2 separate regions of the Homo sapiens genome follow, and region 1 is linked to region 2. The links are chromatin loops, found by intact Hi-C in ENCODE. Cell type or tissue: heart left ventricle. All regions are shown on one strand. Links, peaks and the distances in the headings refer to the core of each region. The heading gives the core; the rest is flanking DNA.

What was found. A loop is a pair of places that touch in the nucleus more often than their neighbours do. Peaks named below come from ENCODE experiments on the same cell type or tissue, not always from the same donor. Only the 100,000 strongest peaks of a DNase experiment are listed, where the experiment ranks them.
Region 1: a loop joins it to region 2, with 3 times the contacts of the local background. A loop is called at or near these places in 70 of 110 quality-filtered maps.

Annotation. Positions count from the first base shown.
Region 1 is chr9:137,279,849-137,282,731 of GRCh38, forward strand. It overlaps TOR4A (torsin family 4 member A), which reads left to right. Exons shown (of 2, transcript NM_017723.3): 2 at 1-2,793. The coding sequence ends at 113. Among named protein-coding and RNA genes, the nearest start is that of TOR4A, 3.6 kb to the left of the region's middle. RefSeq lists a silencer at 1,104-1,343. In heart left ventricle, for the core only: a CTCF peak has its summit at 1,181 (motif pointing left); DNase peaks (open chromatin) are centred at 771 and 1,143.
Region 2 is chr9:137,405,860-137,408,749 of GRCh38, forward strand. All of the region lies in intron 1 of EXD3 (exonuclease 3'-5' domain containing 3), which reads right to left. Among named protein-coding and RNA genes, the nearest start is that of EXD3, 16 kb to the right of the region's middle. RefSeq lists silencers at 960-1,039, 1,080-1,439. In heart left ventricle, for the core only: a CTCF peak has its summit at 1,304; DNase peaks (open chromatin) are centred at 752, 1,292, 1,582 and 1,922; H3K4me3 peaks cover 1,607 bases; H3K27ac peaks cover 1,172 bases.

The DNA.
Region 1 (2,883 bases), core at 1-2,500, 130 kb before region 2:
ACCAGGCCCGCGCGGAGAACCTGGCCGCGCAGCTCAGCTTCTACCGCGTGGCTGGCCGCGAGTTTGCCGTCACCGGCTGCAAGCAGGTGGTGGCCACGGTGAACCTCCTGTAGTGGAGGCGCAGGACGGGACGTTTGGGTTGATGGCGGCAGTAGGAGGGCGACCAGGGACCTTGTGGGCTGGTGCAGGCCCCTGAGGTTTCTAGTGAATTTGTGGCTGCCCGGCTGGTGGGTGCGGATCAGCTTGGAGCTCTGCTTCCAGGTCCACACCCGCCTCAGAGTCCGGAGTCTGTCCCTGGGGGCGGCAGGACAGCAGCCACCTCCCTCCCAAACTTGCCCATTGCCCTGCTGGGCGTCCCAGGCATGGTCTGGTGCGTTCTCCCTGTGGCCCCAAGAGGTGGGTTCCCATGGTACAAGGATGATCTCAGGGCCAACAATTCCCGGGGTCACACAGCTGGGACGTGACCCCGCCTCTTGGGGGTGGTCGCGTGTTGCTCAGTGCTGAAGTGGGGTTCTCATTCCGGCCCCCCTGGAGATGACCCCGGAGGAGGCCACAGCCAACCATGACAGTGCTGGGGCTCTGGCTGCCTTCTCCACCCACCCCACCCCTCACTCAGGTCGTGTTTTCAGGAGCTCAAGGCTGGAGTGTCTTGACAGTAAGGGGAGGGGAGCGGAGGCGGAGGCGCCTCAGGCAGCCTCTCCCCCTCCTTCCTGGACCCCCCAACCCCGGGCCCGCCAGCCCTGGCTTGGGCTTACTGGGTGACCGAGAGCCCGCGGGGCAAGCGGGAGGTGCCTAGGCCTCTCCCCATCCCCCTCTTCTCCGCACGTGGGACCCTTAGCCCGTGGCCAGTCCCCTGGTCACCACGATTGCGCGACCTCCCTTTCCCTGGGGCCTTTTGTGCCCCGAGTTCCGCCCACCCGCACCCTCTGCGCAGAGCGCCCTCCCCACGCCAGTCGACCCCACACCCCACACTCCCCACGCGCCGCCTCCCGGAAGCCCTCCTGGACGCCTCCCGTGGATGGGCCCACCGCGCCCACGGGGGCTTTAGGGGAAGGTGCTTTGGGCGTTTTTTGCGCCATGTCTCCTCGGGGCCGGCGGTTGCCTCGGGACGGTTCTCGCCTCCTCCCACAGCCCCGGTGTCTGGGACGCACCCGGCAGCCCCGCTGCTGCCGCCTTGTGGCGCGCCCGGCCCAGCCGGTGGCTTCTGTGGTCGCCGGGGGCTGAGCGCGCGGCTGGGCCCTGAGTCCCCCAGGCCGCCCCGATCCTCTGTCCCCGCCGCCGGCCCCGCTGCAGTCCCAACCCGGGCCTGCCCGGGAGGAGCGCAGGGGCGGCGATGACCAGTCCCGAAAGGGGCTCAGAGGGCAGCGAGGAGGTTTCACGCCGGTGCGGGGCGCCGTCGAGGTGGGGGCACCGCGAAGGTGGAGGCGGGGCCGCGCCGGAAGCCCCGAGTCGAGCGCACACGGCGGGCGCCCCTGGCAAGTGGGACTCCTCCGGCCCCGAGGCCTGAACTCAGCCCGGAGACCGCGCCCACCAGCGCCGGTGTCCCCGGAGGGGCCCCGCTAGTTCCCTGAGCAGAGGTCCTGCGGCTTCCCGGAGGGTGTCCTGTTCTCTCCCCCGCCTCGCATCCATTCTCGCCCTGGTGGTTGGTGTCTGTGGTCGGGGGCGAGGGCCGTCTAGTGGAGACGGGGATTCAGGCCGCTTGAAAGTCTGGGATCTCTGGGCGGATGGCAGCGGCTCCGCGGAGCTCGAGCTCGGCGCGCAGGTCCTGGGCCCAGGGCGGGAGCGCTAGCGAGAGGGCTGCCCCGTCCTGCCCAGAGGGTCCTGAGGACTCCCGCTGCTCCTGGAGTCTTGGGGAGGGGTCCGGCTCCACGGGGTGGGGGTGGGGGCTACCAGGAAACCTTTGCCTCCTGGGGCTGTGCAGGACCGGCTAGCCAGCGCTGGGAACCAGGGCTGAGTTCAGCCCAGCTCTGTCCACCCCAACCCCAGGGCTAGGGGAAGGAGCTGGGAGAAGGAGCCCCACCTCTCCCAGGCGAGTATCTGTCCCAGGAGCCCACACAGAGGGACACCCAGCTCTGGTCTGGCCTTCGTGTTGGCTTCAAGGTGGTAACAGAGAGAGCTGCAGAGTGGGGGTGTGTTTGCCAGTCCCTGCATGGGTGAATGTTGGGGTGCCCACTGCTCCCCAGGCAGGACCCCCAGGACTGTCAGCTCCCCTTCCCACAGAGCACCCACCTGGAGGTGTCACCTGCCGGCAAGCGTGGGCCATTCATCCACCTGTCAGTCAACAACACCCGCTGAGCATCGGCTTGTATCAAAAGGTCCAGACCTAAGGGGAAATTTTATCTCTTTCTTTCTTTCTTTCTTTTTTTTTTGACACAGAGTTTTGCTCTTGTTGCCCAGGCTGGAGTGCAATGACACGATCTCGGTTCACTGCAACCTCTGCCTCCTGGGTTCAAGCGATTCTCCTGCCTCAGCCTCCCGAGTAGCTGGGATTACAGGCGCCCGCCATCACGCCCGGGTAATTTTTTTGTATTGTTGGTAGAGACGGTGATTCACTATGTTGGCCAGGCTAGTCACGAACTCCTGACCTCGTGATCCGCCCACCTCGGCCTCCCAAAGTGCTGGGATTACAGGTGTGAGCCACCGTGCCCGGCCTCTTTTTATTTATTCCTAAAATATTACCTTGAGGCCAAATTCTGCGCTTAAGGAGAATGTGCACCAAGTGCTGGGGTGGGGGCTGGTAATAAACGAGGCCACAAATCATGCTTGTTAATAAATTGTGTGGTTCAAATCTGACGACCTACTGTTTGGTTTGTTTCTTGTCTGTCTGGTCTGTTAATAATTGAGGAGGATGCTGAAATCTTTCCCTAATTGTAGATTTATGGT
Region 2 (2,890 bases), core at 141-2,640:
TGCCCACAGACACCTTGCCCGTGCCCCAATGCCAGGCAGAGGCCTCTGTGCTCTGAAGAGTGAATAAAACGTGAAACTGGCTGGGCACGGTGGCTCACGCCTGTAATCCCAGCCTTGTGGGAGGCCGAGGCGGGAGGATCACTTGAGCTCAGGAGTTTGAGACCAGCCTGGGCAACATAGTGAGACCCCATCCTATGAAAAAAAAAATCAGCTGGGCGTGGTAACATGCACCTGTAGTCCCAGCTACTCAGGAGGCTGAGGTGGGAGGACCGCTTGAGCCCAGGAGGTCAAGGCTGCGGTGACCCAAGATTGGGCCACTGCATTCTAGCCTGGGTGACAGAGCAAGACCCTGTTTCCAAAAAAGAAAAAGAAAAGAAAGAAAAGAAAAGAAAAGGAAAGGAAAAGAAAGAAAATAAAAGGCAAGGAAAAAGGAAAAAAAAAAGAAAAAGAAAAGAAAAAGAAAAAGAAAAGAAAGAAAAATGAGGCCCCTGCACAGAACCAGGGTGGCTGGCAGCAAGTTATCTGGAGCTGAGAGCTGGGGGCTGAGTGCAGCCAGGGCGGGGTGAGCCTCGTGACACCCCCATCGCACAGGGAGGCCCTGACAGGAGGCCGCTCCACCTCTGTTTGTCTTGTCCCAAACGGCAGAGGCGACGGCTGCTCTTGGCCAACACTCCTGCCCCTGGCGTGCCCCGTGGCCGTCTGGAGGGTGGACTTGGCTTCCTGCACCAACGCACCCCTCGACCCCCAGACGGCAGCGGCATTAGTGGCGCTGATGGTGTCTGATGAGCAAATGAATAAAGGCAGCAGGTCCCCCACCACCACCTCCATTCCCACGGGCACTCCCAGCGGCTTCTGGAAACTTCCCTGGGCTCTCAGTACTCCCCCGGCCACAGCCTCAGTGGGCGGTAGACCCTCTCCCCAGCCCTCCTCTGGGGTGTCTGTGTCCCGACCCCCACCCCAGGCCGCTCCTCAGCCCCCACCCCTCCCTTCCAGGAGTGCAGCCCGTCCCCCCTCAGCAGGCTGGGGACGGCCTTGCGCGCTGCGGGGACCCGACGGGGCAGCCCCAGCCAGGCCGTCAGGCTCCGAGAGAGGTGCGGAGCCAACACTGCCTCCCAGCGTCCCAGGGTCCTGTGACCGGGAAGGCCCCGCATCTGCTGCACCCGGAGTGGTGGAGGCCAGAACGCTCGCCAGCAAACCCGCCCGTTCACAGAGGCACCGGAGCGGGCGGGCGGGGGCGGCCTGCGGAGCAGCCAGTCCCGGGCACCCCACGCCGACCGCCGCGCGTCCGGGCCGGTCTCTGGGCCCCTCTGCTGGTGGAACCCGGCAGCGCCTCCTCCGTCTCAGCCGCGTCGGTCCCAGGCGCCTCCCCTACCCGCACGCCCAGGCTGGGTCTCCGTTTCCCACCAGGCCAGCGCTGCAGGCAGAGCCCAGCCCGGCGGCCGCGGCGAACACGGGGCGGCCCCTCCACCTCTGTCCGCCTGCCCTAAATACCGCAGAGGTGACTGCTCCCCCGCGAAGCCCACCCACCTGAGGTCCTGGCCCCCAAGGGGCCATCTGCCCCCGGCTCACCGCAGGCCCTTTCCTGGGGGCCTCTGTGCCGTGCAAAGGGCAGGTCTGGCCGCTCTCGGGCTCTGCCCTGCCAGCCCCACAACCCAGAACCCAGCGTCCCCGCCCCCATCTCCCGGGATCCCTTGGCTAAGGGAGGGTGACTGGTGGCCCGCAGGCCCTTCAGAGGGTCCCTGACAGGGAAGGATGGAGACGCAGCTCCAGACCCCAGAGTGCGGCCCCCCAGACACACCCACGGCCGTCCACCATCCAAGCATAAACCCCAACGCAGCGGCTCCTGGCCTGGTTCTGAAGACGGCCCAGCTGGAGTGGGAGAAGTGCCCAGTGCTTCCGTCACTGGAGCCCACGGGTCCACAGGCATTCGAGGTCTTGGATGCGCCGGCTGGACCCAAGGACACACGCGGGAGGCGGGAGGCGGGAGGGGCACAGCAAAGGGTCTGGGGGGAGGCCGGAGGGGGCTTTCCCCTTGGGCACCATGGACACCCCAGGCCCCGCAGCACACAAATGCGGAGCCTCAAGCCTCCAGGGGTTTTCCAGCCTCACGCCTCCGGGGGTCTCCCCAGCCTCATGCCTCTGGGGATCTCCCACCCTCATGCCTCCTGTGGTCTCCCAGCCTCAGGCCTCCAAGGGTCTCCCTGGCCCAACCTCCTTGCTGTGTCTCCAGAAAGCTCTGAAGCCCAGCCCCTCCTCCTCACGTTCGACTGCGCTGCGTGGGTGTTTTACTAAAACCCAACAGTGACTCTTCCTCTGGGCGCCTGGATGTGTCTCCTCCAACATTTGGCCGGCCCTGCACGTGCCCCAAAGCTCCCAAGGGGCTTTTAAGAGGGCTTTGGGGTGGGGGGGCCGGGCATGGTCGCTCACGCCTGTAATCCCAGCACTTTGGGAAGCTGAGGCGGGAGGATCACGAGGTCAGGAGATCGAGACCATCCTGGTTAACACGGTGAAACCCCGTCTCTACTAAAAATATAAAAATTTGCCGGGCGTGGTGGCGGGCGCCTGTAGTCCCAGCTACTCCGGAGGCTGAGGCAGGTGAATGGCGTGAACCCGGGAGGTGGAGCTTGCAGTGAGCCGAGATCGCACCACTACACTCCAGCCTGGGCGATAGAGTGAGACTCTGCCTCAAAAAAAAAAAAAAAAAAAGAGGGCTCTGGGGGAGACAGCAGCCCCTACGGCCCCCACACCTCCCCCCAGCTGCTCAGCAAGGCCCTCCAGGGACGTCCAGCACAGCTGAACCGGCCCCTCAGACCAATGGTAACCCCAAATCTGAGACTGGGGGCCTTTTATCTGCGTCCCTTGAGTGGGCTGTGAGTTCCAAGATCCTCTT